Linked DNA regions of Homo sapiens: region 1 is linked to region 2. Evidence: read pairs that join two places in POLR2A ChIA-PET (ENCODE). Cell type or tissue: PC-9. All regions are shown on one strand. Links, peaks and the distances in the headings refer to the core of each region. The heading gives the core; the rest is flanking DNA. Region 1 overlaps KIF3C (kinesin family member 3C). Region 2 overlaps HADHA (hydroxyacyl-CoA dehydrogenase trifunctional multienzyme complex subunit alpha).

Region 1 (5,371 bases), core at 163-5,162, 250 kb before region 2:
CCAGCACTTTGGGAGGCCAAGGTGGGTGGATCACGAGGTCAGGAGATTGAGACCATCCTGGCTAACACGGTGAAACCCCATCTCTACTAAAAAAAATACAAAAAAAAAAAAATTAGCCAGGCACGCTGGCACACACCTGTAGTCCCAGCTACTCGGGAGGCTGAGACTGGAGAATCGCTTGAACCCGGGAGGCGGAGGTTGTAGTGAGCCAACATCACGCCACTACACTCCAGCCTGGACAACAGAGTGAGACTCAGTCTCAAAAAAAAAAAACAAAACAAAACAAAACAAAAAAATTTGTGTGTGGCTCTACATACATGCAGAAAGACTGCCACAATATATTAATAAAAGAGCAAATAAAAAGATGAAGTTTTTGTTTGTATTTTTAAATTTTTTGTAGAGATGGGGTCTCGCTATGTTGTCCAGGCTGGTCTCAAACTCCTGGCCTCAAGTGATCCCCCAGCCTCAGTGTCCCCAAGTGTTGGGATTACAGGCATAAGCCAGCATACCTGGCCAGTTTTAAGGAAATGCGTGTGTGTGTGTCTGCTTAGGAAAAAGTCTAGATATTCAACAAAATGTTGACAGTTATAATCTTTGAATTGTGTGATTATGGGTGATTTTTATTTTCTCTCTGCCTTTCTGCAATATCTCAAAAATTTTTTTACAATGAATATGTATAACTTTATACTAATTAATTAGTTCAAACATCTACAGGAAATATGTATCTGTATGCCTGCCATCCAGTTTTGTAAAGAATGCTGCTGTGAACATTTCTAAAGGTATTTTCATGCTTATATTTAACATTTTCCCTGGGGTATGGATCCAGGAATGGAAGTGTTGCATTGCAGGGTATGTGGATTTTCAGCTTTACTTGATATTGTCAATTGCTTTTCAAAGTGATTACACTTATGGAAGTTTCCATTGGTCTACATCCTAGAGAGCTCATTGAGTGCTATTCACTTTCAGCAATTTGGTGAGTGTGATGGATTATTAAAATACTTTTACTACCCTGAACAAAAACAAACAGAAAAAAGAAAGGAAAGAAAACAAGAAAGCTACTTCCATTTAAAAAAATAAAAGAACACAGGTTTTGGAGTAAGGCAGACCTGGGTTTGAATGCTGGCTCTGCCCCTTCAAGCTCTTTTACTTGGGGAAGTGGCTTACTATCTCTGAGCCTCAGATATATCATCCCTATCATACAGAATTTCTGAGATTAAACAAGACAAGCACTTAGCACAGTACACCTGCCACAGGGCTTAACACATGGCAGCTGTGATTATGATTTATTTTCAATTCCACTTGCTAATTTCAAGTGGGGATACAAATGAAATGAGCAAGGATAAAAGTCAAAAGGCGACAGTTGGAAGAGGAGAAGAAACAGGCCGAGTAACTCAAAGCTTAGGACATTCTGTCCTTGAACAGCAGAACAAGCTGTGCAGGGGCCCACAGAACAATGGCTGCCTTCTGCAGCTGGCAGTGATGGGAAATAACATTCTTGTGGTTTAGTTTATGATGCATATAAAAAGGTGCCGTACCCCATTAGTGGTCCCTGCTGACCCTCTCTATAGATGAAAACAAGGAAAGATAAGGCTCCAGAAGCCCCAGCTGGGTCTGCAGCTGAGCTTACAGGATGCCGGGAGGCGTGCCCGTGAGGAGAGGCAGCCTCAGTGGCAGTGGCAGCAAGGAGACAGTCCTGCTGCAGACGCTGCTGGAAATGCAGAGCCATCCCCTCTAAGAGGGGAGTGGGAAAATTAGGAAAATGGCAACTTATTTACAACGTGCTTCTACACAGTTCATCTGAACTTAACAACCTCCGGAGGTGTGGATAGAGCAAAGAAGACTGAGGCTCAGGGAGGTGCAGCGCCTTTTGTGTCCAAGGTCATGCAATTAGGGAGAGACTAGGAATCTGAATCTTCCCATATACTCCTTTTAAAATTATTATTGGCCAGGTGTGGTGGCTCACGGCACGCCTGTAATCCCACACTTTGGGAGGCTGAGGCAGGTGGATTACCTGAGGTCAGGAGTTCAAGACCAGCCTGGCCAACATGGTGAAACCCGGACTCTACTAAAAATATAAAAATTAGCTGGGTGTGGTAGCATGCACCTGTAGTCCCAGCTATTCAGGATGCTGAGGTGAGAGAATCACTTCAACCTGGGAGGCGGAGGTTGAGTGAACCGAGATCATGCCACTGCATTCCAGCCTGGGTGACAGAGCGAGACTCTGTCTCAAAAAAAAAAAATTATTATTATTTTGTGGCTGGGCACAGTGGCTCACACCTGTAATCCCAACACTTTAGGAGGACAAGACAGGTGGATCACCTGAGGTCAGGAGTTCAAGACCAGCCTGGCCAATTTGGTAAAACCCCCTCTCTACCAAAAATACAAAAATTAGCTGAGCATGGCACATACCTGTAACCCCAGCTACTGAGGAGGTTACTCAGAGAATTGCTTGAACCTGGGAGATGGAGGTTTCAGTGAGCTGAGATCGTGCCACTGCATTTCAGCCTGGGCGACAGAGTGAGTCTGAGTCTCAAAAAAAAAAAAAAATTATTTTGTGAAATTTTTGAATCGGGCAACACCTCATTCTATGCCACAGGGTGGGGGTTCCCCCCAAGGACTCTAGTATCATCTCTCAGGAGGACACTGGGCCAGAACAGATGGGCCAGTGAGTGCCTTTGAAAGCTCAGGCGCTGGGAACAGGACAGAGGGACAGGGCTGGGTGAGCAGAGGATCAGCGCAAATTGGCAGCCTGACCCAATAAAGATGCCAGGGCTATTCTGGGTGGCATGTGGGAGAGAAGGGTTGGGGGAAGGGAGTCTGTAATTGGGGCACCGACCTTCCCATCGGCTCCCTCTTCTGCCCCAGGCCTACTTTCCATGATTGATCCTCTGTAGGAAGCAGGTTTTGGCAGCCCGGAGCTGAGGCCTGGGTCTGCGTTTATGCACCCCTCCCTTTAAGCACCCCTCCCAGCAGGGCCCCACAACCACAGTTATCCTGCGTGCAGTACATCTGACGCGTTCTCCTAGGACCCTCCCTCCGTAATTGGCTACTATCATTTTTTCCCCTTTAATATTAAAAAGTCATCTCTCAGCTCCATCTCAGGGGTTGACATCATTCTCTTTCCTGGCTGTTTGATCACTTCCTTTCCCCTCTCCTTCCTCTCCTTCCTTCCTGCTCTCCCTCTCTCCCTCCCTTCCTCACTCTGTCACCCAGGCTGGAGTGCCGTGGCAAGATCTTGGCACACTGCAACCTCTGCCTCCCAGATTCAAGTAGCTGGGATTACAGGTGACAGCCATCACATCTAGCTAATTTTTGTATTTTTAGTAGAGACGGGGTTTTGCCATGTTGGCCAGGCTGGTCTCGAACTCCTGGCCTGAAGTGATCCACCTGCCTTGGCCTCCCAAAGTGCTGGGATTACAGGTGTGAGCCACCGCGGCTGGCCTCCCCCTCTTGTTCTGAAAGCAGGCATCCGACATCATCGGGTGTGTTTCCTTCTAGTTCCTTCCTGTGCATTCAACACTGACAGTCAGGCTTTCCTCTTCGATCTGGCTGCTTTCTCCTGGTAGGCCATCTGTCCACCTTGTTCCACTGCCCTGCTTGTCTGAACTCTCAGCCTTCCCATTTCCCCTCCATGCTGTCCCCGACCCGCCTGGGAAGCTGCAACTGCTCCCTGCTTCACACTGTCTTCAATTCTCACAGGTCTGTGAAGAAATCCAGGGACTCAACGCAGAGCTAGGAATGTTCTTACTGGGGTGAACTTTGCCTCTGTGACAAAACCAGTTTAACTTTCTTTCCTGATTCTATTTATAGCAAGAAACACTCTCTCTTTAAACCCAGAGGCAGAGCCTGGGTGAGGTGGCTTACACCTGTAAGCCCAGCACTTTTGGGAGGCCGAGGCAGATGGATTACCTGAGGTCAGGAGTTCAAGACCAGCCTGGCCAACATTGAAACCCTGCCTCTACTAAAATACAAAAATTAGCTGGGCATGGTGGTGCACCCCTATAATCCCAGCTACTCAGGAGGCTGAGGCACAAGAATCGCTTGAACCTGTGAGGTGGAGGTTGCAGTGAGCCAAGATCGTGCCACTGTACTCCAGCCCGGGTGACAGAGTAAAACTCTGTCTCAAAAAAATAAAAATGAAAATAAATAAATAAATAAAATAAACCCAGAGGCAGTTTAACAAAAAATCAACATCTAAAACAAAAACATAAAGTCAAACTGCCCTTGTAGGGCACTTCTAAGGGATAGAGCAGGCCGGTTTCTCCAGAGTCCCCATAATTAGAATATTGGTTTATCAGTGTGAGTGCAACTCTTCATTGATCATCTCCTCCGCACCAGGCACAGGCCTGGAACCTTACATTATTTCATTTCAACCTTGACAGTCCTGCAAGGTACATATTGTTATCCCCACTTTACAGATGAAAAAATTTGGGTTCAGAGAGGTTAAAAAAACTTACTCAAGGCCAGGCGCATGGTGGCTCACGCCTGTAATCCTAGCAGTTTGGGAGGCTGAGGCGGGTGGATAACCTGAGGTCAGGGGTTTGAGACCAGCCTGGCCAACATGTTGAAACCCCATCTCTACTAAAAATACAAAAATTAGCCAGGTGTGGTGGCGTATGCCTGTAATCCCAGCTACTCTGGAGGCTGAGGCGGAAGAATCGCTTGAACCCAGGAGTGGGGGTTGCAGTGAGCTGAGATCACGCCACTGTACTCCAGCCTGGGCGACAGAGTGAGACTCCATCTCAAAAAACAAAAAAACAACAGAAAAAAACTTACTCAAGGCCACTAGTAAGTGGCAGAGCAGGGGCTAGAATTCAGAATGTTCTTTTTTTTTTTTTTTTTTTTTTTTGAGTCTCGCTCTGTTGCTCAGGCTGGAGTGCAGTGGTGCGATCTCAGCTCACTGCAACCCCCGCCTCCCAGGTTCAAGCGATTCTCCTCCTACCTCAGCCTCTGGGTAGCTGGGATTATAGGCGCCCACTACCACACGCGGCTAGTTTTTGTATTTTTAGTAGAGACGGGGTTTCACCATGTTGGCCAGGCTGGCCTCAAACTCCTGACCTCAGGTTATCTGCCCGTCTCAGCCTCCCAAAGTGCTGGGATTACAGGCGTGGGCCACCACACCCGGCCAAATTCAGAATGTTCTAAATCCAAAGTCTAGTCTCTCTCTACTGCACCATGATGCCTTTAAAAAGAATCTAGGGGCTGGGCACAGTGGCTTACGCTTGTAACCCAGCACTTTGGGAGGAGTTCACTTGAGCTCAGGAGTTCGAGACCAGCCTAGGCAACATAGTGAGACCCCCGTCTCTACTAAAAATGAAAGCAAATTAGCTGGGTATGGTGGTCCATGTCTGTACTGTGGTCTAAGCTACTC
Region 2 (5,371 bases), core at 182-5,181:
GAGATGTCAGCGCCTCTGCTTAGCACCAACGTTCCCACAACCATCCCAAGAAGCACCTATGAATGAGGCACACCCAGAAAAGAAATGGGTAAGATCACACAATGAGGAAATCCAGGCTGGGGAAAGAGGTTTAATATCCCGGTACACCGTGGTGAGAAGCCTGGGCAAAGCATCTGCACAGACAGGTGTGTGTGGTTGAGCCCACCAGGTCCCACTTTCTCTCATCCCAGTCCCTCCCTAAGGTGCTGCCTAGAATTCTGCACACACATTCTTACTCCCCCAAAGCACAGGGCTTTCTTCCAGATTGCTTTTTGAAGGAGGCGTTTAAACCAGAAGGGCAAAGATGCTGACACAGAGTTTGGTTTTTATTGTTATGTGTTTGGCTGGGTGCAGAACTGCCCTCACCACCCCTGGCCACCCTGGCCTCTTGGGAGGAACAGGCAGAGAGGTGGCTTCAGATGGCTCTTGGCTGCCACTCTAGGCCTCGGGGCTTATACAATGAGCAGTGGGCTCTACCTTCCAACAGGAAGTGCAAACTAATTCGAAGTCACACTTCACCAGGAGGGAGAGATGGTCTTGGCTGAAGGCACTTTAATCAGGGAGCAAACCCAGTGCCGGAGTTTGTCTTCTCGTTACTCTGATAAATCTAGACACCACTCTGTTGGAGAACCAGCACTGCCGGCAGCTGGGGTTAGTGCACTGACTGAGCGAGGCATGAGGCCTGCTCACTGGTAGAACTTCTTGTTAGGGCTGTTAGCATGGTCAGCTAGCAGCTGGCATGGGGTGAACTGTTTTCCATAGGCAGCTTCATATTTCTTGAGCCGGTCCACTATCTTCTGGGCGCCATACAGATCCACAAAGCGGAAAGGCCCTGAATAGAGAAAGAGGACTTCGTTGAAGGAGACGCAACACGGGCTCCAGGCTAAAGTGAGCTTCCTTCCCAACCTGCGAGACCAACCTCCCAGACAAGGCGGGAAGCCAAGCCCAAAGACGGCTCCGATGTCTCCCTCTGCAGGTGTGGCCAAGATCCCCTCTTGCAGGCACATGACTGCCTCATTCACAAATCTTGTCACCAGGCGGAACTGGATGTCTTCGTCTGATGAGCTGCCAACAGAAAGAGATGTTTAGGTAGAAGAAGAGGAAAAGGGGAGGAAAGCCAGAGCCGCAGATGCAGAATGGAAGTCGGGATGGGTGCATGGGGAGCTCTGTGGGCCGGTTGGTGCTGGCCCTCAGAGAAGATGCTGCCTGGGTGAACCAAACTTTCCCATGGAAAAAGTGGAGAGTAACTTGCCCTAATTAACATGAAACTGAGCACCTAGAACAGGGCCTGGTGCCGAGAAGATAATCAGTATCTCTTTGACATCAGCAACAGTCAGCTGCTCACAAATGATAATAAAGATCTGGGAGGGTGAAGGGGCCAAGGAGAATCTGTCCTTCCAGCGGCTCTCTGGGAACTTGCCAGAGAAGGCTGGAGCAGGGGAGGGCCTTCACCAGACGTGGCCTGGTTCTCACCTAGATGCTGGGCAGAGACCAAGGAGCACGTGCGAGGGCCTTCCACTTGGAAAGCACCATGCCAGCATCAGGAGTGGTCCTCCTGTTCAGGTATGGTGGTCACAAAGAAAATGGAAGACAGCACCATGGCACGTGTATACCTATGTAACAAACCTGCACATGTATCCCAGGACTTAAAGTATTAAAAAAAAAAAAAAATGGAAGAGGGGCTGGGAAGCTTTGGGCTGTCAGAGAAAGTCAATTTCCAGGCATTAGCCACTCAAACGGACTTACACTTCAGACTTAGGAGGCAGCTTCAGACTCGCTAAAATACTATCCATGTCAGAATTCAAATCCTTCCTCTTCACACCCTCCTGATAGATGTAAAAGCCCTTCCCAGATTTACGACCTAAAACAGGCAAGAAAAGGGAGTGTTACTATTTGTTCTCAGGGAGGGAGTGTTACTATTTGTTCTCAGAACCCTGGCCTGGCCAGGCGTGGTGGCTCACGCCTGTAATCCCAGCACTTTGGGAGGCCGAGGCGGAGGATCATTTGAGGTCAGGAGTTTGAGACCAGCCTGGCCAACATGGTGAAACCCCATCTCTACTAAAAATACAAAAATTAGCTGGGCGAAGCAGGAGGATCGCTTGAACCCGGGAGGTGGAGACGAGATTATGCCACTGCACTCCAGCCTGGGCAACAGTGTGAGACTCTGTCTCAAAAAAAAACAAAAAACAAACAAAAAAGACCCTGACCTGAGAATTCTTGTCTCTGTTGGTCTATTATAAAGCTCTGGCCTCTTCTGAATTCCTGAATTTGTATGTCTAGCTAACCCTAGCAAATTAGTCTTTGTCAGAAGAGTGGGCAGAGAAGGAAAGAAGATCTTGTGACCCGGAGCTTGGGCATCTGTGTACATGGATGAGAAAGGCCACCTGGGTGAGTTTTAACATCCCCATATGCAGCACCGGGTCCTAGAACACCCAGGTTGTAATGCTGATTTTGCTGTTTTGCCAAGACAGAAAGTCACTTCTCTGTGGGCCTCAACTGTATACTGTGTATGGTGAGCTTATACATTCTCCTCACAGGTGGCCAGACAGCATGGTAAAGCCCGGATGCAGAGCTTGCTTCTGCACTATTGCAGATTTCATCTCTGGGGGATAAAAATGCTTGTCCATCTGGCATAACTTGGACCAGGTGATGCTAGAGCCCCAGAAGGGTAGAACTCTGCCTTTTGTCCATAATCTATAGTCCTAGCCCTTAGAAGGTTCACATGACATCTTTTTTTTTTTTTTTTTTTGAGAAGGGGCCTCGCCATGTTGCCCAGGCTGGCCTCACACTTCTGGGCTCAAGCGATCCTCCCACCTCAGCCTCCTAAGCAGCTAAGACCATAAGTGGTTGCTACCGCACCTGACTCATAAAATCATTTTTGAAATCGCCAGTGATAAGGGCTCTGTGTTTAGAAAACTTTCTTCCACGAGGGCTTCTGTAACTCTTTGGTCTCAGGAACTGCTTAGAACTTTGTAACTAATGGTGCTAGTTATGTTTCCTTGAGGCTACTCACCTAGGAAGCCCTTGGACACCATCTGTGTCAGCAGTTCTGGGTTTCCACCTCCAAACCGCTCCCCAAAGACTTTGCCCAGATCTTCCGCCACATGTTTCGCTACATCCACACCAACTTCATCCACCAGTGTGGCGGCACCCACAGGAAAGCCAAAGCTTGTGGTCAGGGAATCCAGCTTCTTCGGGTCAACTCCTTCCTGAACAGGAAGCGATGCAGGGACCTCAGGGGAAGGGCAGCCCAAATCCCCCCAAAGGGCTCCCTGTACTGGCTCCAAACACTGCCTTGTGTAAAACCCACTTCTGAGTGTCACCTGACCAGGCCCAGGACTGGTGCTATTTCATTCAGGGAAGCACAAAGAAGTTTGGGGCCACAAGTGGAAAGTCTGAGCCTTCTCTAATCTACAGCACTTTAAGGACGTTTAGAGATGACTAAATTCTTCATTTTCTTCTTGTTTGCATTTCTGAATCTCAATAATAAGGAGATTGCATGACAGACGGCTGAGTGTGTCATGACCAACAGAAGAAACATCATCAAAGAGGAGCACTCAGAGCCCTGTGATCCCCAAGTCTGGGTAAGTGCCCAGCGAGGAGGATCCCTCTCCTTTCCTGCCAGAATGACCTCGATGGCTACTGGAGAGGTCTGTGTGCTGTGGAAACAGATGCAGCACCAGTTGAACCAAGCGGGCCCTGTTCTGGATGGTCCCTGCCTCAGAGAGGTGCAGAAACAGCATAGAAGACATGCTGGGGGGTGGGGTGCCTTTAGCTTGCTGGAACAGTGAGGAGGCTGTGGGGCAGAGGGAAAGCTCTGCCCCTTTCAGTGCAGTATAAGCCCAACTTCCGACTGCTGTGCAGAGAGAGGGCACCAGGGACCTTCCTAGACAAGAGCAGGAGTTGGTGTATCAGAAGGAAGCTTGGTCCTTATCTTGACATCATGAGTTTTAGAGTGACTGAAGGAGTGGAAGATGCCGCAAACACTCTGGAGAGCAATACCAACCTGGAGGATTCGGATGACTTCAGACATCATGGGCGCAAGACACCTGGTAGTATAGAAGCCAGGTCCATCCTGCCAAGGAAGAGAACATGAGCTCCCTGGCCCTGCTGCTGGGACTGAGTCTGAAACACTCTACCTTTCCCAGGGTCACTTCAAAGTCATTTGAAAGTCACTGTAAAACTTAAGGTGACTTAAAATCTCAATCAGAATCCTTAAAAATGAAATTGCAGGGGAAGCCGTACTAGGGGTAGCCTGGCTTGAATCAAACAGTACAGCAGATAGTTTCATGGTCACCTTCAAGGTCTGGGATGGCTGGGAGAACCCTGCCACATCCTAGATACTCCCCACTCCCACCTTGACTCAGTGGGACAGTCAATACCACCGTCCATCCTGGAGACAACCCAGGGGAAAATCATATCAAAGTCTGGTCATTTGCCCCAGAATATTTATAAACAAGCCTGGAGGTAAAAGGAGTCTTATTAGAACTTTTCAAAAACTCTGCAGCTCTGTTATACAGCCCCTTACCTTAACCACAATGATGACCTTCCCCTGCTTGAGACCAACTGCTACAGCTGAAGCACTGGTGTCTTTGGAAGTTTTCTCGGTCGTGATAATCTCCAGCAGCTGCATCTTGTCCACGGGAGAGAAGTAGTGCATGCCAATCACCTGGCAAGGGGAACCAAAAGCCAACAGATCGGAGAATGCGGGTGAGGAACCTGAGAGCATTCCTTCTCTGCTAGGAAAACACTAGAAAGAAAGGTGGCTGTGATATAGGAATACTGCTTGACATAGCTGAGTGGTTTGGTTCCATGGGTCTTTGATAAAAGTTTAGTATGTTTAGGGAGAGCACATTGGAATCCTCCTCTTCCATTTGCTTCTAAGGTTTTTCACTACAGACATCTGATCCTCCCAACAATCAGTGCCAAAACCACAGCTCGAGGCCAAACTAGATTTATTGGGGAACGACGGATGAAGGTTCCACTTATATTAATGATACTGATGGTTTAGATAAGAGGATCCAGTTTTTTTGGGCGGGGGTGGGGCAGGCAGAAGAATTAATGTGTTGGGCTGTCAGAGAAGTATTTGCATTTTACACAGATGGGTCTCACCACCAGGATACTAGGTTTAACTAACACTCCTCAACAGTCAGATGCACTTAAGACTCATTAAACCAGCAGTTCTCCAAGTGTAGTACCCGGACCCAACAAGCACTGTCATCACCTGGGAGCGTTAGGCCTGCACATTCTCAGGCCTAGCCCAGCCCTACTGAATCAGAAACTCCATGGGTGGGGCCCAGATTTGTTTTAATAATCCCTCCTGGTGATTCTG

What was found. Peaks named below come from ENCODE experiments on the same cell type or tissue, not always from the same donor. Only the 100,000 strongest peaks of a DNase experiment are listed, where the experiment ranks them.
Region 1: POLR2A ChIA-PET joins it to region 2 with 12 read pairs; 2 of 35 experiments call an interaction of 5 or more read pairs at or near these places.

Annotation. Positions count from the first base shown.
Region 1 is chr2:25,935,826-25,941,196 of GRCh38, forward strand. All of the region lies in intron 5 of KIF3C (kinesin family member 3C), which reads right to left. Among named protein-coding and RNA genes, the nearest start is that of KIF3C, 44 kb to the right of the region's middle. In PC-9, for the core only: no CTCF peak of the experiment used is centred there; no DNase peak of the experiment used is centred there; H3K27ac peaks cover 859 bases.
Region 2 is chr2:26,190,525-26,195,895 of GRCh38, forward strand. HADHA (hydroxyacyl-CoA dehydrogenase trifunctional multienzyme complex subunit alpha) reads right to left here. Exons shown (of 20, transcript NM_000182.5): 15 at 4,568-4,708; 16 at 4,046-4,114; 17 at 3,053-3,248; 18 at 1,786-1,900; 19 at 959-1,104; 20 at 111-871. The coding sequence ends at 726. It also overlaps a transcript of GAREM2 not described here. Among named protein-coding and RNA genes, the nearest start is that of GAREM2, 20 kb to the left of the region's middle. In PC-9, for the core only: no CTCF peak of the experiment used is centred there; no DNase peak of the experiment used is centred there.